2 separate regions of the Homo sapiens genome follow, and region 2 is linked to region 1. A link is an interaction called in ENCODE POLR2A ChIA-PET data of the cell type or tissue named here. Cell type or tissue: GM12878. All regions are shown on one strand. Each heading gives the region's core, and the rest is flanking DNA. Links, peaks and the distances in the headings are about the cores only.

What was found. Peaks named below come from ENCODE experiments on the same cell type or tissue, not always from the same donor. Only the 100,000 strongest peaks of a DNase experiment are listed, where the experiment ranks them.
Region 2: POLR2A ChIA-PET joins it to region 1 with 5 read pairs; 2 of 35 experiments call an interaction of 5 or more read pairs at or near these places.

The regions. Positions count from the first base shown.
Region 1 is chr5:133,693,160-133,709,249 of GRCh38, forward strand. It overlaps a transcript of FSTL4 not described here. Among named protein-coding and RNA genes, the nearest start is that of FSTL4, 89 kb to the left of the region's middle. In GM12878, for the core only: no CTCF peak of the experiment used is centred there; a DNase peak (open chromatin) is centred at 6,232.
Region 2 is chr5:133,533,878-133,549,967 of GRCh38, forward strand. All of the region lies in intron 3 of FSTL4 (follistatin like 4), which reads right to left. Among named protein-coding and RNA genes, the nearest start is that of FSTL4, 71 kb to the right of the region's middle. In GM12878, for the core only: no CTCF peak of the experiment used is centred there; no DNase peak of the experiment used is centred there.

The DNA.
Region 1 (16,090 bases), core at 2,580-10,579:
CCTCTGCTTTGCTGATCCAGCCCCACTGAAAAGCATATAGCTAGCAGAATCCAAACTTTACACTGACTCTCTCATAAACATTTAAAAATAAGAAAACTTTTAAAGATGGGCCATTCTGGAGCTGAAACAACATCCTCTCATAATTAGAAGATTAGGGAGCCTTTTATGGGAACAGAACTATAATCATCACACTTTATTACAAGAAATTATATACAAATTATACAATTATGAAAAATTTTTTGCATCCTCCCAAATTACAATACCCTATGCATCTCCTGAGGAAAATTGTACTCTGTTCCCACCCAGAGGGAAGGAGCGATTCTGATTTGACATTTTGAGAAGAACTGGCGTGGATTAGTGTCAGCAGCCATATTTTATTGATAAACTGATTTACTTGGTTGCTGCAGCCCTGACCTCCCAAGGGCTCCGACTGCCACCTTGATATGGATAAGTGCTTCCTGTGCCAGACATTATGAGCTGTCTTAGTACATTTTGTGCTGCTCTAACAGAATACCTGACACTGGTTAATTTATGAACAATAGAAGTTTATTTGGCTCACAGTTCAAGAGGCTGGGAAGTCCAAGATCAAGGGGCTGCATCTGGTGTAAGTCTTGGAGTCTAAAGGTTGGAGACCCTGGAGTTCTGATGTCCAAGGGCAGAAGGAGAAGAGTTTCCCAACTCCAAGGTAGTGGGGGGTTGCTATTTCTCTGCCTTTTTTGTTCTGTCTGGGCCCCAGCCAACTGGTTGTTGCCCACCCACATTGAAGGCAATTCTTCCCCATTCAGTCCATAGACTCACATGCCCATCTCCTCCAGAAACCTCCTCACAGACATGCCCAGAAGGCATACCTTATCAGCTCTCTAGGTATTACTCAATCCAGTCCAGGTAACACCTAAATTTAACCTTCCTATAAGCCTTACCTGAATTCTATGTGGAGGTGCAAAGACTTCAAATTCCAGACTGAAATATTCCCTCCCATCCCCAGCAAAGCCATGAAAAGCATCAACTGATGCAATTTGTGCCTAGCATGGGGACAGGATCTGGGAGAGGAGATCAAGAACCTGCCCTCCAAAGGGTGCTGCCTCTGGACTGTGCTGTCCTCCCAGGCCCAGAGTGGGCCCCATCTGTGAGTGCCACAAAGGCCCAGATATACCCGAGGGCCTAAAACTGAGTTTGCCTGGGCGATCTGCCATGTACCTCCTCTACACCTCCACTCCACAGAAATTCTTTAGTCTCCTCCTCTCAATCAACAACATTCACCCACAAAACATTAACTGAGCATGCGCTATGTGCCAAGCACTTTGCTAGGTGCTAGGGCACCGTGGACTGTGAAACTCAGCATGGTTCCTCTTCTCCTGGCGCTCACAGCCTAGCCTGGGAGACAGAAGCTGATCTGCATGCTCCCACATACACACATAAGCATGAGCTCTGTGTGGGAGCACACAGTACCCTCCTAGTGCTCTGGGTTCCTGCTTCTAGCACCTGTGACCATTCATCTTATGTCTTAGTTTCTTCAGGCTGCCACAACAAAAATACCACAGACTGGGTGGCTTAAACCACAGAAATTTATTTCTCATGGTTCCGGAGGCTGCAAAGACCTAGGTGTCAGTAAATCTGGTGTCTAGCAAGGGTCCTCTTCCTGGTTTGCAGATGGCCATCTTCTTCTGTGTCCTCACATGGCAGAGAGCAGAGAGAGCAGGAAGCAAGCTCCCTTGTCTCTTTTATAAGGGCACTAATCCCATCATGAGGGCTCTGCCTCCCGAAGTCCCCACTTCCTAATACCATCAGCTTGGGGGTTAGGGCTTCAACATACAAATTGGGACTGAATACAAACATTCAGTCCATAATGCCTTGTTTTCAGCCACTGTGTTGTGGCATCAGATGAGGGCTAGGATCCTCAGGTCCCTCCCATCCCAGAGGCTTTCCAGCAGATATAGGGAGTGAAACAACAGACCTGCCAGGCCTGCCATGTTGCAGTTGACTGCAACCCTCTTTATTAGCCACTGCTTCCTCATGATCGTCATCATCAATGCCATCATAGCTACCAGCTTCTGAGCACCCACCAGCAATGAAGCTTCGCTAGCACATTCTCAACTTTCCCTCATGGTTGCAAACAGTTAACCTCAACTGTGCATACCAGGTTCTGGCTCACATTCGTGATCTGTGGTCCCAGACACCCAGCACAACAGCAAGCACCCTCACCCACACTATAAGCTCAAAGAGAACTCCACATGTCAAATGTCAGAAGGGAAGGCAGGTTTCCCTTCTCAAATGTCAAAGCAAGCAGAACCTTTATTCCCCTTAAATTATCATTTTCTTCCAAGGGATTTGTACATAAACATAGTTCCCACTCAAGCAGTCCCCTCCCCAAGGACCAAAGAGGTCATAGCTGGAGACCTTACACCACTGACCTAACGGGGACAGCAGCCACAGTAAGGAAGATGCCCGGGATGCCACTGAACCCAACATTCAAGTCCAGCTCCTGCTTCAGCCAAGCTCTTTCAACTTGTCATCATCAGGATCCTGAGGCAAAGCTCAGAGCCAGGTACTGCTCCTCTCCTCAGGGGGCCCCAGACAAAGCCAGGACAGCTAGAGACCAAAGGCAACCCCCTCCCCTCCCTGCAAACCAGGAGTATGTAAGAATGTGGGAAGGGGAGATGGGACAATATGGAAGTAAAGATGTGAGTGACCTCCATGGAGGCCAGCCTTAGTAAGGTCTGTTCTTCCCATGAAGTGGAGCCCAGGTTCCAATGTCTGCTTCTGCTGGCTCCGTTCCTGATCAGGCCAGCCCACCTCCCTCATTCCTTCTGTTCTGAGATAAAGCCACACTTTTCCCAGCACTCCATCTCCATTTAAACTCTGGGAAAGAGTCTGTGCTCAGTACTTTGTATTCTTCACACACACAAACCCTGTGAGGTGGCTCTTATTCCCACTGTGTCGTCTAAAGAAGTTGCAGAGTAGCCTTTTCCCATGGCTGGTCCGTAGAAGCCTGCAGGGAGAACGCAGGGCTGCCCGGCTCTGAAGCCTACGCTCCTGACTTCCATATTGACCTCCTCTCTCCTCCTTCTTTGCTCACTCCTGGTTTTCAGGGCATGCAGGGGACTGGGGGGTATCTTTGGTCTTCAGCTGTCCTGGCTTTGTCTGGGGCTCTGAGCTTTGCCTCAATATCCTGCCGAAGCCCTGTGACCATCCTCTGGGCATCCGCCCCATCCACCAGCCTTCCTGCAGGTCCTTGGGGCCCATCCCAGGCCTGTGCCCTGTGCCTCTGCTCATGTTCACCCTGACCCTAGAATTCCCCTGCCTGATCTCCCTGTCCTCGAAGCCCCAGAGCCCTTTATCTGGGCTCTCCTCTGGCATGTCGTATCTCATTTTAATGAGTCGTGTCTCTCTCTCCTACCAAAAGGTCACCTCTGATCATTTCTGCATTGCACACTTCTCTGACATGTGGCTGGCCCTCACAAAAGTATCTGTTGAGTGAATAACTACATGTGGATAAGTGAACAGATGGACAGATAGACAGATTCCCCAGGTGGCTCCAGTTCATCTGGATTAGGCAAGAAGGGCTGTGGGGAAGGAGGAGGGGAAGCCCCAGTGGGCAGCCCCCATGAAGACACCCACAGCCTCTGTGTTAGGTATGCGAGTGGGTACAGGGGTGTGTGCATGCTCTTGTGTAGATAGGGGTCTGAAAATTATGCTGTGAAATCATCAAAGTGTGAGGCTGAGAGGTTGTCCTTTCTGAGCCATGGCCTGAGGCCCACGAAGCCTAAATGGACCCCAAGCTTGCCTGTAGGAGAGGAGCCCCAACACCCTAGCGTCAGGTCCTTGGACCAGACAATGCAGCTACCTCAGCCGCAGTGCCCGAAACACAGGGCGATTAGGAGGAATGAGTGGAGGGTAGGGGGAGGGCTTGGAAACCACCATGGCAACTGTGGGCACATCTTTTGTGTGGTGCTCCTCTTTGTCTCTGCCAGTGACTAGCAGGGATATTATATAAGCAGCAAATGTGCTCTCTGTTGGTGCTGAGCCCACACTGCTGGCAGGCCAAGGGCTGGGAGGCACCACATGAGAATCCTGCTGTTCCCATCTACCACCCTGAGGAAGGACTCGGTGGGGCTACAGCCAGGATCAACTCAGGCAACCCCGGGTGAAACACGGCCCTGCCCAATTCAGCGCCCACTCTCCAGATGCAGCCTCTCCACCAGCCACACTGGGCAGCCACAGTATGGGATCAGCAGGTTCCTCCCCCTGCCCCAGACCATGCTGACCTCTTCCCAATGACAAATATACACATTCATCCTCTCTGTCTTGGAAGCAATGGAAAAGACAGTCTCTACCCCACCTTCTCCATTTGCATGAATTTCCCAAGAAAACCCAAGACACATCAACAGCTAATGAGGAGTGAAAACTGAAGCCCCACTTGCTAGAATCTCTTTATTTTTAAGAGGCTGAATTTATAAAGTCAATCTGAAATGGGCCCCTTCTGGTATGACAGAAAGCTCCATGTAGATGGCAGGCTTCAGCAGTCCCCTCTGCAGGCTCTGGCCCTCAGAGGCAGGGGAAAGTGAGGGCCCGTTGCCATGGCCCAAGGAAGGGTCACCACTTTCCCAACCTCACGTGAGACTATCCACCAGCATGGCCTGGCAAAATCAGCAAGGTGCCAGGACCCGTTGCAATTCTCAACAGATAATTTCCTGCTGGAGGGCACGTGCCCGCTGTACTCCCCCAGTGTCTGTCCCTGTCACCAGGGGAAGTACCCCCAAAAAGATAGCTCCCATAGATGAGGGCTTATCTCCAAGTCTTTATCCTCAATAGAACAGCTTTATTTCTACTTGGGTTCTAGCATTTTCTGGAGGGCAGATTCTTTTTTCCCAATTCAATTCCATGAGGATTTATTAAGCATCACTGTGAATGTGTGGCTTTCATAAAAGAAACCAGAGCAAGCTTCCTCTGACCCCTGACTATCAAAGTCAAAGCCACAGGGAGGAAGCAACTACTTCATACCCTTACTTAACAACCCACACCCTGCTCGCGTCGAAAAATCATTCAGGCAGCAGCAAGCAGCACCCCCAGAGACAGGAGGAAAAGATCCAGAAGCCAGGGGCTGCCAGAAGCTTCCAGAGATGGCAGGAGAGCATCTGTACTGAGGGCTGAGCCTCACCAGACAGACTCCAGGGAAAGAAGGAAGGACAGACAGACAGGGACAGTCATTGTGGCAATGAAGAGTACAGTGTGAATCACAGACCTGAGTCCAAATCCCAACTCTGCCACTTATCAGCCAGGTGACCTTGGTGGGGTGGGTGGGGAGCACTGTCTCTGTCAGCCTCCATTTGCTCTTCTGTCAAACATGATGGAGCCGTTGTGACTATTACATGCGATAATGCATGATGATTACGTGCAATAATGTGTGACCATTACATGCGATAATGCGTGACCATTACATGCAATAATGCATGACTATTACAAGTGATAATGCGTGTAACGTGCTTGGCACAGCATCTGCAAAGATACAGGGCTCCATACATGGGAGATGCTTTCCCTGTTAGGTAAGTGAGGAGATCTCAGGACCGTCCTAAAAGGCTCCTTGAGAATCTGGAGCTCTCAAGCGTCTCACAGCAATGGCCAAAGTCCCCTCTGGGCTGGAAGGGCTGACAGCTACAAAATACAACGAGACCTCGGGAGGCCGGGCAGTGGTTCTGTGAGACCTGGTGGGTTTCCCTCAAAGGAGACAGACCCACGGCTCTCAGGTACACCACCTTTGCTTTCTATTCAGAGAAGCAAATTTATTCCTGAAGCCACAGTATGAACTGCTCTGACCTGTCGCTTATAGGATGACAGTGACAAGCCAATGCCTTGAGGGACAGCATCTCAATACAGCCAGAAGGAGAGGCAGTCAATGGTGTCCTGGAGGTCAGGGCCCACTACAACCCAGGCCTCTGGACTCCAGCCCTCTCACCAGCCCCTCCTTTCTGAGGGCAGAGTATGACATTTAAAACAGCTAAGAGGAAGGAAGGTGCCCTCACCATGAGACTTGGTATGATGTCACTTAGGCTCACCAGTGTCCACACAGGGCCTGAGGAATCTGTGCTAGATTCCACTTGCTTCAGCCAGTCAGGCCATTTGGAGCTGGGAAGCCAGGAGGAAACAAAACTAGCCAGAATCAGCATCTGCCTAAAAACCAGGCACTCCCCCTCTGCTATAAGGACCATTTGCATCAAAAACCACCCCGAGGAAACTCCACCTGCTCAGAAATGAGTACTTACTACACACCGAGAACTGTGCTTACCTCAGCTAACCCTCACAACTGCTCTACGAGGTTGGTGTTAGTGTTTTGATTTTATTCATAAAGAAATGGAGGCTCAGAAGAGTTAGGTACTTCCCCAGGGAGTAGTGCTAGTCTGTTTTCACTGTATAACCAAAAGCTTCAAAAACCCCAGTGCCATGGCCGGGCGCGGTGGCTCACGCCTGTAATCCCAGCACTTTGGGAGGCCAAGGCGGGAGGATCACGAGGTCAGGAGATCGAGACCATCCTGTCTAACACGGTGAAACCTCGTCTCTACTAAAAATACAAAAAATTAGCCAGGTGCAGTGGCGGGCACCTGTAGTCCCAGCTACTCGGGAGGCTGAGGCAGGAGAATGGCGTGAACCCGGGAGGTGGAGCTTCCAGTGAGCCGAGATAGCGCCACTGTAGTCAGGCCTGGGTGAAAGAGTGAGACTCCATCTCAAAAAAAAAAAAAAAAAAAAACAACCCAGTGCCTTACACAACATTCATTCTTCCAGGTCTGCAGGTTGGCTACAATTTAGCTAATCTAGCCTGGGCTCGGTTGTACCAGACTCAACTCCAGACTTCTTGTCAGATTCACATTTGCCCGCGGTCTTCATTCAGGCCCCTGCTGCAGGATCAACAGCCAGGTGGGATGAGCTTCCTCAACCACACATCGAGTAGCATCAGAGAGCAAGCCACACCAAACCACCACACCAAAACATCACACTGAACCACCACACTGAACCACCACACCAAACCATCACACCAAACCACCACACCAAACCATCACACAAAGTCACCACACCAAACCACCACACCAAACCATCACACAAAGCCACCACACCAAACCATCACACCAAGCCACACACCAAACCACCACACCAAAACATCACACCAAAACATCACACCAGACCACCACACCAAACCATCACACCAAAGCACCACACCAAACCACCACACCAAACACCACACCAAACCATCAGACCAAAGCACCACACCAAACCATCACACCAAACACCACACCAAACCATCACACCAAGCCACCACACCAAACCACCACACCAAAAGTTTCTGCTCACGACAGGTCTGCTCATCCTCCAACAGGCAAGGTGAGTGTGCCTGATGGGGCAGGTGCTCTGCCTATGCCAAGGGCACAGATGTATCACTGTATTCCGGGATGGAGTGCAGCCCCAGGAATGATACCCAAACCTACTGCAAACAGCCCCCAAGGGGCAGAGCCAAAAGAGGTGAACCCAGGCAGCTCATTCTCATTACTGCTCTGCCATCCCAACCACCATGTGACCTCTCAGGGCCTCGGGTTTCTCATCCACTCAGGGGGTAACACATGACCTACCTCACTGGGCTTTCTAAGGCTTAAATGGAGTGTGAAGATGAGTCTTTGAAGGGACCCAGGTATACATTTAGAAAGAAGTTATTCCCGGCCTTCATTTGGAAGTTCCATAGGACTCCAAATCTTCCATGCACAGATAATGTCGAATGACAAAAAGGCAGAACTGCCCCCACGGACTTGAGAAGGACGGGCCTCTCTCTGCTCATTCAGACGCAGGCGGAAAATTAGGTCCATTTTGTGTAGATAAGAAATGACAGTGTCTTTATCATAATTTTGACAACTGTCCAGGGTTGACCAGGTTGACTGCCCCAGGGGGACATTCCATATTGAATAGAAAAACCAGGTGAGAGCCAGGCATGGTGGCTCATGCATGTAAACCCAGCATTTTGGGAGGCCAAGGCAGGCAGATCACTTGAGGTCAGGAGTTCAACAGCAGCCTTGCCAACATAGTGAAACCCCGTCTCTACTAAAAATACAAAAATTAGCCAGGCATGGTGGCAGGTGCCTGTAATCCCAGCTATTCCAGTGGCTGGGGCAGGAGAATCACTTGAACCCAGGAGTCGGAGGTTGCAGTGAGCCGAGATCACGCCACTGCACTCCAGCCCGGGCAATAGAGGAAGAGTCAGTCTCAAAAAAAAAAAAAAAGAAAGAAAGAAAAGAAAAACCAGGTGAGAACCTAGTCAGAAAGACACAGAAACACACACACACACACACACACACACACACACACACACACACCCCACAGGCCAGCCTCAGGTTCCCTGAATGGCATTGCTGAGGAATGCAGGTGACCATGGTTGGAGGACACAGTTCAGTACTGCACAATAATCTGTTACTGTTCATCGCTGGTTCTTAGTTCTTCCGCACACACCTTCTGATTGGTACCTTTTGATATTTCATTTTCAGATCAAAGTAGCAGCAAGGGGTCAAGCTTAGAAATTGTAGCAGGAACACAAAAAGCATAGGGTTCCTTACAAAATGCACACAGTAGAACACGTTTGCGTGTTTTCCCCAATAAAACGCATGAGTGTGTGCCCCGTGCAAATGCCTGAGCTCATCCCACTCAGTTCCACAGAGAACAGCCAAGAGAACAGGTCCTGTGATAGCCCTGCCTGGGTTCAACTGATGCTGTGAGCATTCCATAAGGAAACCTATGTAGAGCACATAGCTCATGTCCTGGCGCCCAGGAAATCCTCAGTAAACTCTACCACTGTCATGAATACCAATCTGCTCCCTTGACAGGCAGCCCCTGAAACCATCCCCCACCCCAGACTTCTCTCCAGCTTTTGTACAGATTCTGGGAAGCAGATATCCACATGTCCCTAAGGAACACATTTTAGTACTGAGCACACATCACTGCAATCTGATTTGAAGCATCGCTGTGTAAACATACGACCCTTTAATTCTATTTCAATTCAATTATGCAAATGTCATCACACATTCGGCATCAAACCATTTTTCTTTCCTCTCAAAATCTGTCCACCAATAGCCAACTGAACCTAGTATCAATCCTAGACTCAGAGTGAGCAGAGTCCCAGCATCTTAAGCTTAAGCTCTAGAGAAGGCTATGGCTCCTCGGCCTGAGCACAGGGCCAGACCAGCGGCAGGTGCTGGACAAATGAGCCAATAACCCTGGAACCTCAGAGCATTGGGGCAGGAGGTAGGACCAAGAATACCCCTCCAGGCCTGTTCACACTGTGCTCCATGGGGCCCCCGGAGTCCGGGGGCTTGGGGACATCTCTGTGTTGGGGAGCAAGAGGGGTGAGTGGGAACAGGCAGGAATACAGGGCCCATCCTCCATCATCCTTCAACACCACTTACCACTTGCCTGTTCTCTAGACTGGGGCTCCAGGGAAACCTTGGTTTGGAAGAAAGTATGCTTTTATAGATATAAAAGAAGTAGTTAATTAGCCTTATTCTAGAATCCTTCTTCTAGAAGTGGAGAACTGAGGACTGAGTTCCAGGGAAGGAAAGGAGTTAGGTAAAATCTTGGAGAGCCTGGGAGCCAGAGCTGAGAGCAGATTCCAGGGCAGGGCTGTTCGTACGCAGAGCCTGGCACTCACTGAAGAGGCAGGGCACTGGAGCTTCCTCCACAGGTGCCAGGCACACAGCTGCAAACAGGGCAGCACATACCCATCGCTCTCTCTTCTCCCTACATGGGGACAGAAGTGGAAGATGCTGTGGACAAGACACAGCACAATGCTGCCCCACCGTGATCTGTCTGCTCCCATGACAGGGAGGCCCTGTGGGCAGGAGAGCCGTGTCACCTACTGTGGGGAGCACAAGAGGCCTGCAAAGTCTTAATATGACCTGTCTTAGCTTATTAACTGGAGATGGATAATATCTGACAAATGACAGGAGATAAATTGTTAAGCAATATGCAAATATGCCTGCAGCAGGAATGGAAAATTACTATACAGTAAAAACCTTTTATGGCTGCGAGAGAATTCAGAGGTAATTTGTCTCTGCATCTCCTCAAATTCCAATCTCGCTGTTAGCTGTGGCAGAATACTACATCCGTTACCATTCCAATTAGATCATTTTAAAGGGGCTCCTGCATAGCCATCAACTTTGAAGGGCTGGGAGGAGAAAGCATTTACAAAGCCAGGGTCGGCTCCTCCCAGGGCTCTATCTCTCTGTGGACTGTCACTTAGACAAGAGCCCAGATTAGACACCAGGACTGTCTCTGCCAAATGCATACCCATCTGGGCCATTAACGATCACTGCAGCAGGCCCAACTGACGGTTCTTTGCGAGACACTTCCGTAGAATGTCAGATAGGTTGTGCAAATGACCAGTCTGCCCTGGCTGAAGAGAGGGGCCAGCCAGGATGGAAAAGTCTTTGTACCTGAGGAAACTTCCAGAGAGGAAATGGAGCCATCTGTGAAAGGAGCACCTGCAAGAATGCCCAGGCTCAGCCTGCTGTAGAAACAGATAATGAGACGAGGCTCTGCAGGGTCCCAGGCAGGAAGAGAAGGCCAGGAACTCGCTGAGGGCACAAAAGTAGGCCCCTGAACTGCAAAGCCTAGTGAACCTCCAGAGAGGAAAGCCTCAGAGAGAGGAGGGGACTCCAGGGCCGAGCAAGGGATGCTGCTCCTGCCACTCCAGGACATGCAGCTAGCACAGGCGGCAAAGCTTGATTTTCATTTCGCTCAGGCCCCTTGATTTTCCATTGAGAGGCAATATAGGAGAAAACCTCTGAAGGAAAATTGGTGTGTTCAAAACACACTTGTGGATACCTGCTACTCACCACACGGATGTGAGGCTGGGCTGTCCTAGGGGTGGGAGGGTGGAGGGACAGGGAACAGGGCTGGGGATAGGAAGAGGTTATCATCTCCACACCATCAGAGACAAGATCTTGACTGGTAGCAGAGGGCCCTCTCTGGAGTTCTGCAAACAGCTGTCTATGTGATGGAGGAGGAAACTGGGAAATTCAGTCCCATAACTAATTTGTTTCAGCTTGTTTCCACTTTAGTATTTGATTATTTTGGCTAATTGTTCTAAGAAATTGTTTTAACAAACAGCTTCATGGAATTGACTGGCAATTGTGAGAAGCTGTGGGCACAGCCCTAGTGAAGGATCTAGAGCAATAAGCAGAGATCCAAGAGACCAACTTTATGGTTCCCATGTCTCCCTACAGGCCAAGGCTGGGGTCAGTGACCCAAGGGTTCAGGCCCCCAGGCAGAAAGCAGACCCACAAACATTCAGCTCAGATTGAACTAGGAAATGGAATGCCAGTCCTAAATCCTACATCCTCATCAAAGGGGCTCAAAGGCACCGGGTTGCCATTGTTCTTACAAGGTAAGAAGCACCCAGGTAACACCTGGATATGGCCAGGGGCATGTCTTGATTCAAATTTACAGCAGCTCAAGGATTCTCTTCCTCTGTGAGGCTCCCCAGCCTGGGCATGATAAGATACTGTCAGCAGCGTGGGCTTCACTCCACCCCCTGGGGTGTACCCAATGCCTGTCATCACTACTTCAGGTGACTGCCTGAGGAAAAGGCCAGTTCTGCCAGCAGTAACCTCTGCTATTTTCAGGCATGGTGTCAGCTGGGTCACACACCAGATCCTAATGGCACACCCACTACTGCTCTAAGATGCGACACCAACAGAATCAAGGTTCATCTGTGATATGGAAACATGAAAACGCATTTGCCTGTTCCCTGGGAATTATAACTGCAGGTGACAAGACATTTCTTCCATGGAGCTAAATGGCACAGGCATTTGGATACTGGCTAAGTGCCTGATGTCTGTGGTGGGATGTGAAAGTTAGTGGAATATATGTTTTTGTTGTTGTTGTTGTTTTGAGATGGAGTCTCGCTCTGTTGCCCAGGCTGGAGTGCAGTGGCACAATCTCGGCTCACTACAACCTCTGCCTCCCAGGTTCAATAAATTCTCTGCCTCAGCCTCCCAAGTAGCTGGGATTACTGGTACCTGCCATCACGCCCGGCTAATTTTTTGTATTTTCAGTATAGAAGGGGTTTCACCATCTTGGCCAGGCTGGTCTTGAACTCCTGACCTGGTGATCCACCTGCCTCGGCCTCCCAAAGTGCTAGGATTACAGGTGTGAGCCATTTTGCCCAGCCAGAATATATATTTTACAGATTAATTCTAGCCATAGTCAGGGAAATGGCACAGAGGCTGCCTGCAGGCTCCACACACCTCCTTCTGGAATGGTGGGACCCTGGCTCTCCTCTGCTCTGGCGTCCACCAGGCCTCTGTGCAGGTTCCTGCTCACCTCTTGGCTCTGGGGCTGCCTCAGTTGGGCCATAAATCCTTCTCACAGGACCCCTGACAACCACAAGACCCAGGATCACCTTGTGCGTTCCTGTGATCCTGCAGGGATCTTCCTAGGGGATTCATCAGGGACAACCCAGCAGCCTAGGGGCATGGGACTTGGCAACAACAGAACCCCAGTACCTGCGTGAGCAGCATCTTCAAATCTCTCCATCCCTGTGATGGGTCCTCTGAGTTCCCATCCAGAGCCCTTTCCCCTCTACTCATCCTCTCCCTCACATTATTCAGGATCCAAATCAAGTTGCTTCTTTTCCAGAAAGCCTCCTGCAACACACACACACACGCGCGCACACACACACGCACACACACACACACACACACACTGTGGCTCTAGCACTTCTCAGCTATTTGAATCATGTGAATGGCAAGGAAACTTAAGAACCTTGTTTGCATTTCCTTTCTCCTCTGTGTTTGACCATCTCCCCAACTATGCTACAATACATGGGCTGAGTGCATCCCTGCAAATGCTCCCATAAAGTCTGTCAACAGTGTAGGTGTCCAATAGCACCGTAATAGGAAGGAGGTGAGCACAGAAATGGAATCAAGTCTATCCCTGTCCCTTGGTCTGTATGGTCTTGGATGCACTATTTAATCTCTCCAAACCCTATCTGTTAATTACGGGCAATAATACCTACTTAATAGGGTCATTGGAACAACAAAACAAAATTCATATCAATTATTTAGCACACAGGGCCTAGTTCACAGTTGGCATTCAAAAAATGATACCTATCATTATGCTTTAGTTACTTGTATATCACCATTATGATCAATACTGGAAAATTGATGGATGATACCTCTTTTACCAAGCATGGTTAGCAAAAGGATGTTCTGGTTCATTAAACATCTTAGTTAAAAGAAAATTACCAGAGTTGCTTAACTAGAATTACCAATTTTTTCAAGGAGTAAAATAAAATACACTACAACTTAATAACTGATGAGACTGAAGGCATTTAAGACTCTTAGAAGGCTTTCAGTCATCATGGTGAATGCTGACCATCTTTTGTACTGGGAAATTTCATAAATGCCATGTGACAGACCTTTCCAACTGCTAGAAGGATGTTTCATCCACCCTTTACTGTGCAAATTACAGACTTGCATATTCATAAACACTCACAAGCATGTACTTCTGACCAGCCCACTTCCACGAGGCTCTTCCACCTCCAACCAACACAACAGAAACAGGATGGTTTCATCCCATCCCTCCCTCCTGCTATACCAGAGCCCTTGAATTTGGAAACCGTGCAATACTGCTCAGGGACAGGATGACATGGAGGAGGAGCGGTAAGGCAGTGCAGACGGGCCCCACCCAATAGCAGCTTCCATGATTCTCTGGCAGCTCATCATGTCTCCACTGGGCTCTCGGGAGGCCACAGCCCACACCCATGCAGATGGCGAGGTAAAGGCACTCTCTCACACTGCATCATCATGAGGTCATAAGCACAACGTTATTCCTTTTATCAGGGGCTAAGCATCCATGAGAATCTAAGGCTTGGGTGAGTTTCCCTCTTCTACAAAGAGGAGTGGTCAGAGGACCAAACTAGTGCCTGGCTAAGGAGCACTGGGCAGCTCCCTGACTCACCTCTTCCCTGCTGCTGCTCTCCCATTCCCTAACAATCCTGTGGCAGGATTTGTTTATATGATAGGTATGATTTCATGGCCCCGTTCCTCCAGGATCCTGCCCACCAGCAGTTGCCAAGCTCCACGGCCTCTGGACGCTCCCCTCTCACTGATGTCTTGCCTATCACATGGTCTAGGAGGCTGATGAGGCCCACAAAATCCTCTGGAGCCTGCCAGCAGTGGCTGTTGACATTTCAAAAGGTCAATCAATCACTCCATTTCATGGAACATAATCATCTTCTGGGACCTAAATGCAACAATAAAACCAAATAGCGCCAAACAATTGGGGAAAACGAATGATGCACATGAAGGAGGAAGGCTATAGCTGGCTTGGAAAGCATCCCTGTAGCCTGGGTCAGGAACAGGAGCCTGGAGCCCAGAGCTCTGCATCTGAATCCTACTCCTTCCATTAGCCCTGAGAAAGCCCTTTCCTTTTCTCAGCCTCAAGGATGAAGTGAATTGGCTTTGGGATGCTGTGCTCTGAGGACTAAACAAACCTTTCTTCAGAGGAGGAAGTATAGGAAGCTGGTAAAGTTTGTAAGGCCCCATAGGGTACCCTGTGGGGTGAGGGCCACCAGGCTAGAGCAGCTCTCCAGAGGCTGCAGCCATCCAGTTGGGTTGCAGAGAGGGCTCCTCTCATGCCTGCCTGGAGCCCTTTCTGCACAGTGCTTCCCTTAATTCCAGGCTTCAGGTGTTGCTTGAGGCCCGGGCACTGGGGAGGCTTCCTTGCATTTCAGGGCCCTCCCATCTGTACTCCCAGGAGGCATGTTTAATTACCAGGTTAGAAATTCGTCTATGGATTCCTTGAAAGCTGAGCATGTGTAACTCCAATGCTTGGAACAGAGCCTAGTACATGATATTGTCAGTAACTAGCTGTGGGGTAGAAAGAAAAGAGGGAAGGAGGGAAAGGGGGCAGGAAAGGGGAAGAGAAAGAGAAGGGGGAGGGAGGGGGCAAGGAACGAAGGAAGGAAGGGAGAGAGGGAGGGAGGGAGGGAGAGGTGGGGAGGGAAGGGGAGGGAAGAAAAGAGGGAGGGACTCAGTTCATTAAAGACGTCCAGTTGCCTCCTTCTCTCTAGAATGAGGTGGCTTGCTTGTATTTGGCTCTGGCTACACAGCTTCCAAGGTAGGTTTCCTGGCAACGCCCTTTTCATCTCCTCCAGGACCCGCTGTGGGTGGGTCTCTGCCCTATTTTGTCATGGTTGAGGCTGCTATACTAGGGCTACTCCCCAGGTGGTCCCTGACCTTCACTATGTGACCTGATTACTCTCCAGCCTTATTACTCTCACTGCTGGGCCTGAGTCATGAACCAGAGCCACTGGACCTGACCGTTCCTCCTCCCAGACCCTAGCTTGTCCTGCTCCATTAGAGCAGATACAACCTGCCTCACAGGCTGTGTATGGCCCCAGTGGCACAAGGAAATCCACAGAGGAGGGGACAGTCACAACCCCGGCCATGTGTTCCCTAGGCACAGAGCCAAAGGAGCTGCAACTCTATCTCCTGACATTACCTTCCCCTCTGGTTATTCTCTCCTTTTAAAAATTTGAGAACCAACCAGTCAATGTGGCCCAAATGTAGGCCAGCCCAGGGAGTTGCCTATGATGTGGGGGCTATTGCCTTGGTCTAGGTCTTCCTGAGATGGGGTTGGGAGAGAAACATAGCTGGCCTTAATTTACAGGGAATAGGAGAGCCGGTGAAGTCTAACTCCTCCACCAGAAAACCAATTCCATGAGAGCAAGGGACTTGATGGCTGTATTCTCCACTATATTCACACCAGGCAGTCTCTGGCACATAGTAGGCATTCAATAAATATCACCTATTATGACTGATTATAATAACAATCCATAACAAACTTCCCCAGGGCATTAAAAAGAGATCTGAGTTATAAATTATTTTATACACAAAATTGTAGACACATGGACTGTGTCAAAGTGAAGCACAGCTGTCACATACAGGCAGGAAGGCCATCTCTTCAGATTACAGACCACCCCCGGGTCATATCCATTTTGATCACTTTAGAAGGAACTAAGAAGATGGGGAGGAAATGAAGGATTTTTATAGTGATT
Region 2 (16,090 bases), core at 3,385-11,384, 160 kb before region 1:
CAGCTCTGGCTCCCCCGAGTCCTTGCTCCTGCTGCAGTGCTCCTCCTGCAGTGCTCCTCATCTACATCTCCTCCTGAAACCTCAGGCCTAATACTGTACATTGGGCCTAACATTCTCCTGCAGCACCTACTTGTCTTCATCTGTTTTGTGCTACTATAACAGAATTATCTGAGACTAATTTATAATAAACAGAAAGTTATTGGCTTATAGTTCTGGACTCAAGGAAGTCAAAGAACCCATCACCTGGAAAATAAACTGGTTGTATTAAAAAAAACCTGATTGTAAAAAAAAAAAACCAAATAAGTAAATTGAGTCTCCTATGAAATAGTGGAGACTCCATGTTAAAGCTAACAAATCATCCTAAACTATCAGATGCACATTATTTTTCTGTCACTTGAGTTTAAGAAAAGGTCAGTAAGAAATTCCCTCTGCTGTTTTCCAGTGAGTCGAGGCCTTCTCTGCCTTCTAGAATTTGGTTCTAACTCTGGGACAAGTCCAGGCACGGGGCAAACTGAGTTCCAGGATAAAAAGTGGATCTTTTCTAATACATTTAACTACAGTAATGAATTCCTTATATTCTGATGTATTTCTTCACACTATTCCTGTTACTTTTATGCCTAGTGATGAAGTTTCAGATAGCTCTGCCCTCCATGTGCCCATGATGACTATTATTGTGGAACCATTAAATTCAGAACTCATAAGGTCCAGCCTCAGAAGAATAATGTGGTTGAAGGAACATAGCCCCAAGGTCAAAAATAATTTTAACAACACAAATTCTTTCCTTGCTTTTTTCAAAAATGGTTACTAGGATACAAATACCTAATTCATGGAGACATTTGATAACATCCCTTCTTTTCTCCCCCAGTTCCCTCACACGCCCAGCTGTCCCCAGCATCACATCCCCAGCTGTCCCCAGCATCTCTCCCAAAATTGTCTTAATCTCTTCACTCCCAGCTTCTCTGCAACTCCCTTCCTTTTTTCCATGCAACCTCCTTTTCATCCTTTTAATATGTGAGCCAACCTGCCTCTTAATGAGAAAAGAAGGAAAAAGGGGTGCTATGAACTGAATTGTGCCCCGCCTAAAATTCGTATGTTGAAATTCTAATCCCCAATGTGACTATATTTGGCATTAAGACTTTCAAGAAGGTAATTAAGGTTAACTGTGGTCGTAAGGAGGGGGGTTATCTGACAGGATGGTTGGCCTCATAAGAAGAGGCACAGAGAACTCTCTCCCTCTCTCTACCATGTGAAGACAGAGCAAGCAGACAGCTATCTACAAGCCAGGTAGAGCACCCTCACCAGAAATCAAGCTGGTCAGCATCCTGATCTTGGACTTTGCAGCCTTCAAAACTGTGAGAACTGTTGGGAGCAAGCCCCCCAAAATCTGGCCATAAACTGGCCCCAAAACTGGCCATTAAAAAAATCTCTGCAGCAATGTAACATGTCCATAATGGCCATAACGCCCAAGCTGGAAGGTTGTGGGTTTAAGGGAATGAGGGCAAGGAACACCTGGCCCGCCCAGGGCGGAAAACCGCTTAAAGGCATTCTTAAGCCACAAACAAAAGCCTGAGCCATCTGTGTCTTAAGGGCATGTTCCTGCTGCAATTAATTCTGCCCGTCCCTTCGTTTCCCTTAAGGGATACTTTTAGTTAATTTAACATCTATAGAAACCATGCTAATGACTGGTTTGCTGTTAATAAATACGTGGGTAAATCTCTGTTCAGGGCTCTCAGCTCTGAAGGCTGTGAGACCCCTGATTTCCCACTTCACACCTCTATATTTCTGTGTGTGTGTCTTTAATTCTTCTAGCGCTGCTAGGTTAGGGTCTCCCCGACCGAGCTGTTCTCGGCAGAGAACAAATGTCTGTTGCTTAAGCCACCCAGTCTATGACATTTTGTTATAGCAGTCCAAGTAGATTAGGACAAGGGGGATAGAAATTGGGTTAGAAATTATGGGATTTTCTTTGGTGGACTGAAGGAAGTGAAGAGGAAGTAAACATTCTCATACTAATGAGTGTCGTCGTTTTGTGTCATAATAGTGCATATGGCACTAGGTTATTATTTACACAGAGACTGAGAGACTGAACTGCTCCAGAGTAGGGACAATGCCTTGTTCATCTTTCTTTCGCTATCACCAAGCAGAGGGCCTCTCACACACAGTAGATCCTCTGCAAATACACACGGAATGGTGAATAAGCAAGTGAATGAATGAATGAACTGAGCACATGACGGAAAGGCATGCACTGGTCTCTGGTTAGCATCAGATTTTACCCCCATTATAAAAGTAGTATCTGTTTATTGTGGGAAAATATTAGAAAATACAGATAATAACGAAGGAAAGAAAAATTATTCCAACTGACTAGTCAGAAATAAACCTCAATTTTTAGTCTATATTCTTCCATATTTATCTCATTTATTTATTTATTCAGATTAGAAACTGGAAACCTACAGTACATTCTATTTTTAGAACTTGCTTTCCTCCTCCCTTAACAGCATATTGTGAACAACTTTCTATTTCAACAAAATATTTGTAAAGGTGTAACATTGTTTTAAATATTTGTTTAGTATGCTATGACATGATTGTATTGTCATTATTTCAGTCAATTACTTTTGGGGGACATTTAAAGGTACTTTATTATTATAATCAATGCCATAATAAATATTTAAAATTTCTTTAAAATTATTTAAAATTAACTTATGAATAGAAGCAAAGTAGTTATAAAGTATATGTGGCATATAAAATAACAATACAGTGATTATCCATGTATAATTTATGTATAATAATTTTACTTGTTTTTGTCATTGCTTCTTTTTGCCAAATATTATGTGCCTGAGACTCATCAATTTTATTACATGTAACTGTAATTCATTCATTTTCACTCTGGGTATAGTATTCCAGATCTATCTCTTTATATTCTATATATTATTATAGGATAATTGCTATATTCTTTATCACTGTAGACTATATCACAATTTAGAATTTATACATTCCTCTGTTGCTAGATCTTAAAATTGTTTATAATTTTAAATTATGAACAGAGGTGCTAGAACTTTCTTGTTCATGTCTCCCAGTGCAAATATGGAAAAGATTCTATGAGAGGTTGCTCCTGGGAGTGGGGTGTCTGGTTCCTAGAGTACGGCATTTTCAGCTGTATTAAATAAAGCCAAACTGTTTCCCAAAAGAGTTGCACAAGCTTCTGCTCTCACCAGCAGTGTCTTGTGCTATTTCTTTAGGGTGGCCATCATTATTTCTGGTCCTTTGGTTTCCACATAAATTATAGAACCTGCTTGTCAAATTACACACACTCATTCATATACTTTCTATAACAAGTTAATACACTGTTCATTTTGGGGGAGAATAAACTCCTTTACAATACTGACCTTCTTATTAATTAATTAGCCCCTTCAACAAAGTTTCATAATTTTTTCTCCATGAGGACCTTACACATTTTAGTTATATTCATTCTTGCTTTATATTTTTGATGCCAGTAGTGGTATCAATTTTAAATTACATTTTCTCTTTGTTACTGTTATACAGATAAGCAATTACATTTTGCATGTTGATTTTGTATTTAACAACCTTATTAAAAGATATTAGTTATCCTAGTAATGTATTCACAGAGCATTTGGCTTTTCTACACAACCATATCATTTGTGAATAATCACAGTTTTGTTTCTCTCTTTCAAATTTTCATATTGTTTATTTCTTTCTCTTGCCTTACTGCACTAGCTAGGACCTCCAGTGCAATATTAAATAGAAGTGAGATAGCAGGTGCTCTCATCCTGCTCATGTTTATTTTGATATCATTTCAAACTCACAGAAAAATAGCAAGAATAGTATAAGGATCTCCTATACTTTATCTCAGATTTAGCATTTTGCCCCATTTGCTTATCATTTCTCTCTCACATATATATATATATACACACACACACACACACACAGAGACACACACATATATAGTGTGTGTGTATCTATATGTACACACATATATATATAAATATATAGGCATACATGTATATATTTATACATATATAAACACAGTACATACATGTATTTTGGGGGGAACCATTTGAGAACAAGCTAAAGCCCCATGTGCCTTTAATCCTAAAGCGTATATTTCCTGAGGTCAACACAGCCTCCTACAGTATAACTGTAGAAATCAGCATTGTTATGATGCTTTTACCTAATCCACAGTCCATATTCAATTTTTGTCAATTATCCCAATAATGTCTTTATATCTATTTTTTTTTTCCTAGTCCAGGTTCGAACCCAGGATCACAGATTGCATTTAGTTGTTATGTCTCTTTAGTCTCATTTTATCTGGAACAGTTCCTCAGCCTTTCTGTCTCTTGACCTTAATATTTTTGAAGGGTACAGGCAAGTTATTTTGTAGAATGTCCCTCAACATGGATTTGTTTGATGTTTCCTCCTAAGATTCAAGTTATAAATTTTTCACAGGAATACCAAAGAATTGACACTTTGTCCTTCTTAGTATATCACATCAAGAGGCATATGATGTTGATTCATCCCAATATTGGTGATGCTAGCTTTAATTGCTTGGTTAAGGTTATATCCACCTTTTGTAATTAAAAAGTAATGTGTGGAGAAACACTTGCAGAATATGTAAATATTCTGTTCCTCATCAAACTTTGACTGTTGGTTTTCCGTATCTGCTGAGACTTTTTTTTTTTAACTCCATCTTTCCTTCTATATTTCTTATCTGGCATTCTACCAGGAAGAGCTTTCCTTTATGTCCATCTACTTATTTATTCATTTATGTATGTAGGGACTCATGCACTCCTATTTTATTCAGTGTGTTATAATTATTTTCCAGTTATGTTTTGTTGTGTAACCATTCAAAAGCCTGGGAGTTTGACACAACACTTATTTTATTATCTTTCATGGTTTCTGTGGGTTGGGAATTTGGGATGGACTCAGCTAAGTGATTCTGGCTCTGGGTCCCTCATGTGGTTAGAGTCAGACAACAGCCAGAGCTGGGAGAGCGGGGGGCTAGCCAGCTGGGGGCTTGTTGAGCGTCTCTCTTTCTCTTCGTGTGGCCTCAGAGCATCTCCACGTGGTCTCTACATGTTGGCTCACTTGGGCTCCTTCACAAGATGGTAACCTCAGGGCACTGTTTATATGGTGGTTCGGGGATCCACCGTGAGCAATCTAGCCGGCAAGGTGATGATTTGTCATTTGTATGACAAAGCTTTAGAAGTCATATAGAATCACATCTGCCACAGTTACAACCTGCCCAGATTCAAGAGGGGAAATAGATCCCATCTCTACATGGAAGAAAGGTCAAATTCATGTTATAAGGATATGCGTGATGAGAGATATTGCTGCTGCCATCTTTGGAAAATCAATCTGCTATGATCCACCCTCTGGCCACAATTCACATCCCTCCCATATGCAATAATCCTCTCTCTAATATCCCCAAATCTATTAGTGCAGCAGCACAAAATCCAGGATCGAAATCAGGTTATCTGTTATCTAAATCAGGTCCAGGTTCAGACAAGACTTCTCATGTGAGGTTCCTAGGATTCAGCTCCTCGCACACCATTCCTCTGAATCTGAAGACCTGTAAACACTCACTCCACAGGCCCATGCATAACAGTGGGGCGGCACAGGACAACTTCTACAGATATTTTCATTTAAAAAGGGAGAAAATGTGAGGCACACATCAGGTGCTGATGCATAGCAGTTCTGCAATTTAGCCAGTACTTGTTTCTAGTCCCTTGATTAGGGCTCCGGTCGACTCCAGGAATAATTCTCCAGGGCTCTTGGCTCCACCCTTTTGAGTCTTTCTTCCTTTCCATACAAAGTAACCCATGTTAAGTAGTTTTCTCAGCCTGCTTCCTTCTTGTAGAAGTTAGGACATTCAGGGACCTCTTCATTTTGCACTGTCTCTATCACTTACAGTTTAAGCTTGTATAATTTTTGAAAAAACAAACTTGCATTCTTTTAGTGTATCAGTTTACAATGTACTCTGTGGTGATTAGTGTGTCATCTTGGCTGGGTCATAGAGCCCAAATATTTCATCAAACATTTTACTGGATGTTTCTGTGAAGGTTTTTTTTTTTTCTTTGATGAGGTAAACATTTTAATAGCGACACTTTGAGTAAAGCAGATTATCTTCCATAGTGTGGGTGAGTCTCATCCAATCAGTTGAAGGCCTTAATAGAACAAAAATGGACCTCCCCCAAGCAAGAAGGAATTCTGCTAGCAGACATGGCCTTTAGATTCAAACTGCAACCCTTCCCTGGGTCTCCAGCCTGCCAGCTTACCCCATCAGATTCTGGATTTGCCAAGCCTCCACAATTGCAAGAGATAATTCCTTAAAATAAACACATTTTTAAACACACACATACACACACACACACACACGCACTCATTCATTCTCTCTCTCTCTCTGTTGATTCTGTTTCTGCAGAGAACCCTAATACATACTTTTTCCAAGAAAAGCCAAACTCACAAATCTCTTCAAGATAAACCCTACCATTTCCTGGGCTCCCTATGGGACAATGCTCTTAAGATGCTAGAAGCCCTGTTGTTCAGCAGCAAGGCACACCTTAAGATCTGTAAAAGTCCTCCTTTTTTTCCTGGATGGAAGAGTCTATGATACCTTGAATATTTCTGAGGTTTTTAACAAAGAACCTTATAGGTACCCCTCATGGATTTTCTTTTTGACCTGAAATCTTTTCTTAATTTGACAACTTTTCACCACCTTTGAGAGGCTGGAAATGGAACAAGTTTGACTTTCAAGCCTGGTGAGTCTTGGCTCCTTTATATTTAACAGTTTGTCCTCCAGCTCACCTCTCCCTCTCATGTTTTAACATAGGCAAAAAAAAAAAAAAAAAAAGAAAGAAAAAAACAAACAAAAAAACTAATCTGGTGGTACTTTCTAAGTTCTGTCTGATAGCCTCTTTAGTGGAATCATCAAGTTTATTTAGCATATTTCCTATCTTACTGCATTACCAGAGGTGACAATATTATTAAACCACCCACTACCCCACATCCAGGGTTCTTCCATCCAACTTCTTGGAACATTTTCCTCCCTTGACTTTAAGTGCCCACTGAGAGCCTCCTCAGGACTCTGCCAGCCCGCTCTCACAGCCCCTGCAAGCTTTCACCAGCAGTCTCAATGCCTCCTGCCACCAAAACCAAAGTCAGGTGTTTTGAGGTTTTGTCATGGTGTCATCTCATATTTTTGTCCCCAATCTATTATGATTACCTATTGCTATGCAAAGAATTGCCACAAAACGTAGTGACTTAAAACAACAACAAGCGTTGCATTATTTCTCGATATTTCTGTAGGTCAGATATCTGGGGAGGGTTCAGCCAGGTGGATTCAGCTCAGAAGCCTCTCACACAGTTGTTGTCAGATGGTAGCTGAAGCTGTTGGGGGCTGATGTGGCATTCTTCTCTTTTCAGGCTGTCTCAGGCTCTTTCCATGTGGTTCTTCCACATGGACTAGTTTGCACAGGGACCTCAGGACAGTTAGACAGTTGACATGGTGGCTTAGGCTCCAGCATGAGTGTTCCAGCCAGCATGGTGGAAGCTACCCTGTCATCTACGATTTGGCCTCGAAGTCCTACAGCATCACTTCCACAAAAGTCCCCAGGTTCAAGACGAGGGGACATAGACCCTGCCTCTCAACAAGAGGAGGGTCAAAGACACATTGTAAGAAGAATATGTGAAATGGAAGATACTGTTGTGGCTAGCTTTGAAACATACAATATGCCACAAATCCATTAACATGTTTTTTTCTTTTTAAAGCTCAAATTGTCCAGATGTGGCCAGCATGAGTCCTTTAAGTTGACTATTGTATCGTTTTGACAAGTCCCCATGATGTTTTGAGCGCTGCTTTATTTTTCTGACACCAAATAACCTTCCAGATTCATTGTATACTTTTTCTGCTCCATTTCCCCACTTCTCAAGGAAGCTTAGTTCCCTTCAGTGGAAAACCTGGCTGCTAGGGGTGTACATTGCTACTGGAGTATCACTGCTTCTGTGCCTTCTCAGCACACAGAGCTAGAGAATGTTACAGACACACACACACACACACACACACTCTTAACTTTAAGCAATACTTAACTGATACTTCCAACTCCCATCTGAAAACAAATGTACCATTCTAGACTTCCCACTTTCCATATCTGTAAAACCCTTTCCTAACAGTGAAAAACCTTGCTCGCATTATATACTAAATACATTTATTATTTGCTACTGGTTTAAAAAAAATGGTGTTTGAAGTTAAAGAAGTTCCCTTCTATTTGGTTCTCCTAGTGTAAGAATTTTTTCTTACACTAATAAATGAATGGATATTAGATTTTTAAAATACTTTTCTTATATCTATTGAGATGATTATATGACTTATCCACTTAAAATTGTTCTGTGGTGAAATACATCAAGAGACTTCTAGTGGCAAACAAATATAGTTTGAGATAAATCCAAATTGTTATGGTTTATCTTTTATTAATAGACTGCTAAATATAGTTTGCTAATTTTTGCTTAGGACTTTTGTATTTATGTACAAACTGGCATTTAAAAAAACATTCTTACCAGGTTTTGGTGTCAAGTTTATGTTATTCTCATCAATATACCCACTTTTTCTGGATTCTGGAGTAGTTCATATGAGATGAAAATTGTTGTTGTTGGAAAATTTGTTAGTACCCACTGGTAAAATATCTGGATCTGACATATTCTTTGTGGGAAGATTTCCAGTTAGAAATCTGATTATATTTCTTGAATGATGCTAAGACTGATTAGGTTTTTTATTTCTACTGAAGTGAGTTTGGACAAATTTTTTTTTCAGGAAATTTGACCAGCAGAGCTTTCAAATATATTGGTGAAATAAGATTCTATTATTGTTTTGATTTCTGCAGCTTTAATTATTACATCTTCTTTTCATTTCTGATATGTGTATTTATTCCCTCCTCCTCCCTCTCTCCTCTTTCCTTTATTACTCTTGACATAGTTTTGTTAGATTTATTGGTTCTTTCAAAAATCAGCCTTTGGCTTTGTTGAACCTTTCTGTTGTACTTTTTTTTTTTCAATTTTATCCATTCCTTTTTATTATTGTTCTTTATTACTTCCTTCCTTCAACTTTATTTGGGTTTACTCTGCTACTCTTTTCCTAACATTGTGAGGTGGAGATGTTTAACTCATCAACTTTGGTCCTGTCTTATTTTTTCTTTTCCTTGCTCTGCCACCAGGCTGGAGTGCAGTGGTGCCATCAGAGCTCACTGCAGCTTCAAACTCCTTGGCTCAAGTGATCCTCCCACCTCAGCCTCCTGAGTAGCTGGGACTTCAGGTGTGTGCTATCATGCCTGGTTAATTTTTTTATCTTTTTGTAGAGACAGGGTCCCACTGTGTTGCTCAGGCTTGTCTCCAACTCCTGGCCTCAAGCAATCATCCCACCTCAGCCTCCCAAAGAGTTGGGATTACAGGCATGAGCCACCATGCCTAGCCTCTTTCTTCTCTTCTAATGGAATTATTTAAGATTATGTAATAGCTCCCATTGTGATCATGAGCTTATCTATTTCTCCTTATAAGTCTGTCAATTTTTACTTTACATGTTAATCTGATCTTACTCGGTAAATACATACTTGGAATAGTTATTATCTTCCTGGTGAATTTAATCTATTATTACTTAGTGGTCCTCTTACTCTCTAGTTATGCTTTATGCCTCTATTATATTGTGTTTCACTTTATTATACCTATACCAGGCTCTTTCTGCTATTTTTCTGGAATATTGTTTTTCATCTTTTATTTTCAGCCTTTATCCTTGTATTTTAGATATGTTTGTTTGTTTGTCAAATAGCTGGGCCTTTTTTTTCTATTCTGATAACTATTATCTTTCAATTGGAACATTTGGTTTGTTTACATTTATTGTAATTACTAATATACTTGAATTTAAAGCTAATATTTTGTATTTTCTATTTTTTCTGCCTTTTCTATTTTTCATTTTCTCCCTTGAATTCTTCCTAGATTTTTTGAATATTTTTCTCACTTCATTTATTGTCTACTACTAAACTTGAAAGTTATGCTTTGTTAGTGGTTTCCTTAGACATTTTTACCCTCTATACTTATCAAAATTAAGTTTATAGGTATCTTTTTTCTTTTTCTCAACTATACAAGGATTTCAGTACAAAAATTTGAAGTTGTCCTTTTTTGACTGATCTGCTATATTTTCACATATTTTCTGCCAAACTTTTAAAGTTATGAGACATTATTATTTCAAGCAATTAATACTTAGATTAACACAAATATTCCCACTTTTAATTAATTAATTAAAATTAAATTAATTCCCAAATATTAACCCAAATATTGCCACTTTCTTTACTCATTATTGCTTCTTATATCTTAGACTTTCCATTCTTCCTGTTGGAAAACATCCATTAAAATTGCCACAAATGAAGGTGTGTTAAAAATCTTTTATTTTTTTTTCAGAAATGTCTCCATTTTAAAATTTTATTCAAAGATATTTGATGGTATAAAGTTCTATACTGAGGAAACATTGGCAACTTATGGTTCTGGCTTCAATAAAATAGCTGTTGTTTGACTTAAAAATCACTGTACAGCTGGACTAGAACAGTAAAACAATTCTTTCTAGGCCCTGGAGGCAGGCATCATGTGCTGCTATTCTTGAAAGAAAGAAAACACACGAGATGAGCACCACACTCACCCCCGTTTTCTTCCTGAGGGTAGTTTTTAATGGGTTCACGGCCCAAACCTTGTCACAGGGAAATGGAGCTCAAGTAGAGAGCAGCAGTCTTACTAGGCAGAAGAAAAAGATGTCAAAGTCTGAGATTTCTGAGACTGGAATTGAGCTCAGGATAAGAGCAACTTACAGAAAAGGAGCCCCAAAAGCCTGAATAGGGTTTCTCTTTGGTCCCGGACTAAATCCTAAGCTGTAGGAACAGCAGCAAGATTTCAGGGGCCTGGAAATATTTGGGGAGCTAAGAGCTCAACAGAGATTTTACAGGTTGTATAGCACTGAGTAGGTGAAATTCTGGCCCAGTCAAAGTATAGAGAGCTTGGTAAATACTCTGAGCTTTTGGGCAGTGGAGACCCAGTGGTATAATAAAGAATTTGACTGGTATTTGTCCCTGGTTTCTGAAAGGGAGAAAATCCTTGGAGTAATAGGAGTATCTTTATTATTTATCACACCTTATATCACACCCTTATATCACACCTGAGTTTACATTAAGAGATGAGATGGCTCAGGACAGGGGCTGGTCACCAGAAATATCAACCATGTGAGTAGAGGGTTAGGTCTTAGAGCTAGCCTGACTTCTGGACAAAAAGAGCTCCCATATATGGTTTGAGAGTGCTCCCCAAGATTCCAGCGTGAGATCTGGTCCCTGGTGTGGCAGTGTTGGGGGTAGAGTCTTTAAGAGGCGATTAGGTCACTAAGAGGGATTCATGCCACTCTCGCAGGACTGGATTAATTCTCGAGGAAGTGAGTGAGTCCTTGCTCTCACAGGACTGAATTAGTTACAAGAGTGTGTTATTATAAAGCAAGGCTTCTCCCTGAGTTTTCCCCTTTTCACACCCACCCACTTCCCTACTATATTATGTCATGATGCAGCATGAAGCCCTCACCAGAAGTCACCCAGATGTGGCTGCCTGATCTTGGACTTCTCAACCTCCAGAATTGTGAGCCAAAACAAACCTCTTTTCTTTATACGTTACCCACTATCAGGTATTTAGTTATAGTAACAGAAAATGGACTAAGAGAAAATTGACACAAAAAGTGGGGCTACTGCTATACAAATACCTGAAAATGTTGAAGCAGCTTTTGGAACTAGACAATGGAACAATTTTGTGAATTGTTCCAAAATTGTTCCAAAAAAGTGAATGCTAGAAAAAGCCTATATTGCCATGAATGGAGGATTTAGGGTAATTCTGGTGAAGGTGCAGAAGAGAAAACTAGGGATAGTCTAGAACTTCTCAGAGATTATCTAAATGGTCATGACCAGAATGTTCACAGATATGTGGACAGTAAAGGCCACTCTGACAAGGTCTCAAATGGAACTGAAGAACAAGGTATTGGAAACTGGAGTAAAGACTATAAAGTTGTAAAGAACTTGGCTACATTGTGTTCATGCCCTAGGGCTCTATGGACTGTAGAACTTAAGAGCAATGAATTAGAATATATGGTAGAAGAAATATCTAAGTGTCAGCAAAGTATTCAGGCTATTATATGGCTACTTTTAACCACTTACATTAAGTAGTGAGAGAGGAAAAAGTGACTTACAGATGAAACTCATAATCAAAAGGGTAGCAAAGTGGAAAGACCTGGAAAATTCTCAGGCTGGCCACATAAAGAGTGAAAAAGTGGCTGGATGCAGTGGTTCATGCCTGTAATCCCAACATTTTGGGAGGCCAAGGTGGGTGGATTACCTCAGGTCAGGAGTTCGAGACCAGCCTGGCCACACGGTGAAACCCCGTCTCTACTAAAAATACAAAAATTAGCCAGGCGTGGTGGCACGTGCCTGTAATCCCAGCTACTTGAGAGGCTGAGGTAGGAGAATTGCTTGAGCCCAGGAGACGGAGGTTGCAGTGAGCTCAGATCATGCCACTGCACTCCAGCCTGGCTGACAGAGCGAGACTTTGTCTCAAAAAAAAAAAAAAAAAAAAAAAAAAGAGTGAAAAAGTGTGTTCAGGAGAGGAAACCAAAGATGTGGTCCAGCAATCTTTTGTTAAGGAGATTAGTATAGACAGAAGGGATAAGCAAGACAATAGAAGACAGATCTTGAAGGTATTTCAGAGAACTTCAAGGCTGCTCCTTGCATCATACACCCACAGGCATAGGAGAGCAGAATGGTTTCAGGAAATGAGCCCAGGGCACCCTCCACAGGCTTGCTTCCCAGGGCCTCCTGAGGTCTCTGTTCCCCACATTCCAGCGTAGCACTCCTCTGCCAACCCAGCCACAGCTTCAGGTATAGCTAGTGCCACTGCTCTAGAAAGTACAAGTTGACCTTTGTGACATTCAAGTGGCATCAATTTTGCAGGCATGAAGAATACAAGAGATATGGGGGCATGGCTTCCTCCCCCCAGATTTCAAAGGATATTGTGAACACCCTGGGGGCCCAGGAAGAGACTTGTCAGAAGGATTGAGCCACTGCAGAGAGCCCCCATTAAGTAATGCCTAGTAGAGCCATGGGAATGGAATCACCATAAAGACTTCAGAACCATGGAGCTACAGCATGCAACACCATTCTGGGAGAGCTGAAGTGTGAGACATGGAGTCAAAGAAGATTATTCTGCAGCCTCAAAACTTAATGTTGTTCCCTGTAGGGCTTTGGACTTACTTGGGGCCTGATACTCCTTTCTTCTTGCCTGTCTGTCTGTCTCTCTCTCTCTCTTAGAAGGGAAATGTCTATCTTATACCTGTCCATTCATTGTATCTTGGAAGTAGATAACTCATTTTGATTCCACAAGCTGCTCATAGGTAAGACTTTGGATTTTTGAGTTTGTGCTGGAACAAGTTAAGACCTTTGGGACTATTAGAATGGAATAATTGTATTTTGCATTGTGAGAAGAACATGAAATTCTGGGGGGCAGGTGTGAAATGCTATGGTTTCAGTGTGTCCCCCAGAATTCATGTGTTAGAAATTTGGTCCCCAGTGTGGTGGTGTTGGGAGATGGGGGCTTTAAGAGGTGATTGGGTTGTTAAGAGGGATTAACACTGCTCTTACAGGACTGGGTTAATTCTTATGAATGTGGGAGTCCTCCCCTTCATGGGACTGGATTAATTACCACAAAAGCGAGTTGCTATAAAGTGAGGCTGTCCTTGCATTTGCCCTTTTGGCAAGCACTCAGCTCACCCCCATGTTATGATGAAGCATGAGACCCTCACCAGAAGATGATCAGATTTGGCAACCTGAGCCTCTGGAATCATGACCCAAAATAAACCTCTTTTTTTAAAAAAATAAATAAATTAACCAGTCTCAGGTATTCCCTTATAGCACCAGAAAATTAACTAAGACAAGAGGGGAAGCTGGATTACATGGCCAATCATTAAAGTTACCCGGCCAATCATTAAAGTGATAATACCTACAAAATAAAATCCCAATAAAAGCCCTGGACACCTAAGCTCAGAAGAGTTTCCTGGTTGGTGAACACACTGATGTGCCAGGAGAACAATGTAGCCTGATTTCATGGGAAGTGGGCATGGAAGCTCTGCATTTAGGACCCTCCCAGACCTTGCTCTATGTATTTCTTCATTTGGCTTCATCTGTGTCATTTACAATAAAATGGTAGTCAAAAATATAGAACTTTTCTGAGTTCTGTGAGTCACTCTATGAATTATCAAACCTAAGGGTGTCATGGAAAGGATTTATGGTCAGTGTTTATAGTCAAGAATTTATAGTCAGTAGGTCAGAAATGCAGGTGACTTGGGGGAACCCTGAACCTATGGTTAGCGTTTGAAGTGAGAGCAGTCTTATAGAGGACTGAGTCCTTAACTTAGGGTGTCTGCTAACTCCAGGGGGTTAGTGGCAGAAATGAATTGCAGCATACTAGTTGATATTCAGACTACACAAAAAGGCTTTGTCCTATGGGTAAGAATCATATCCTAGGAATAAGGCCTATACATTACAACTGAGGGAGAAACCAAAAAAAAATCTCCTAACAAAGTCTAAACATGAACAGCAAAAAATGGTAACCTGTAATCATGAGATAAAATCATCAGTTGAGGTAGACCTAGAGATACTAACACTACTGGCATTAGCAGACAGAGGACTTCAAAATTACTATCATCTGTGTGGCAAAGAAAAGAAAGAGTAGCTCAACGGAGAACTGGAACCCATAAGACAGAATCAAAAGGATCTAGAACTGTAAAATATTATATTGAATTTTAAGAATTCACTGGCTAGAATTAACATAAAAAAACTCTGAAGAAAAGGTTAATGAACTCAAAGGTAGATTGAAGCTTGAAGGGGGAAAAAAGAAGGGAAAAAACAGAAAATAAGAGTAAGAGTGTTGTGGAACATGGTTAATAGGTCTAAAATTCTAGATTGACCAATGTTTTCTCTTAGCATATTAAAGATATTCCAATGCTTTCTGATTTCTACTGGGAAATAAACTATAAGTCTCTCATAAGTAATCTGTTTTTTCTCTCTAGCTACTTTGAGGGTTATCATTTTGTCCTTAGTATTCTGCAAGTTTTTGTTGTAGATAGCCTTACGTTTCTTTTTGTTTATCCTATTTGGGATTTACTGGGCTTCCTGTATCTGAGGATAGCTGTCTTCCTTTAGTTTTGCAAACTTTTTTCAACCATTATCCCTTCCAATATTACTCTTCCTGTTTTCTCTCTTTAACCCCAATTACAAATGACTGAGTCCTCCTTATCCTAGTCTCCTTGCCTCCTAACCTTGATAGCTTTGTCTCCTCCTTGCATTCTGGTTACATTTTCAGATGTATCTTCCAGTTCTCTTCAGTTATGCCCTGTTTGCTCTGAAGTCTATCCTTTGATTTTTAAAATTTCAATTACCTTTTTTAATTTCTAGAAATTCTATTTGGTTATTTTTCAAATAATCAAGATAGTTTCTATAGGTTTATTCTTTGTTTATATTTTCAGCTCCCTTTTTATTGCTTATAACACAGCATGCACAGTTTTTTAAATGTTAATTCTATTATCTGGTCTTCATAGTTCCTTTCTGCTGGCTCTTCTTTTGGTGTTTTGCATCCTTTCATTTTTACAAATTTTAACTGGGAGCTCATATTCCTTGGATGGAAAACTGTCAAAATTATTTGAGGCCAATACTGAAGAAGAGTTCTTTTACATAGGATTTGTGTTTGCTCTACCATGTACCTAGGAACACTATCAACCAGGACTGTTTCAAGCAAAATTCTTGGCTGAGGCTTTCTCAGACTAGTCTGTTATATGAATTCTACTGAAAGCTTAGCTTGTGGTTCCTGTTCTCAGAGGAAACATTTTGGCTCCCACTCAGCATCAAGGTTTAAGGCAGGCAATTTTCTTCACACATCCTTGAGAGAAGACAGGGCATGTTTATTTTTATTTCATCCTTACACTAGAGAGGTAGCCTACTGGGGTCTGTTGGGGTCTCAGCTTTTA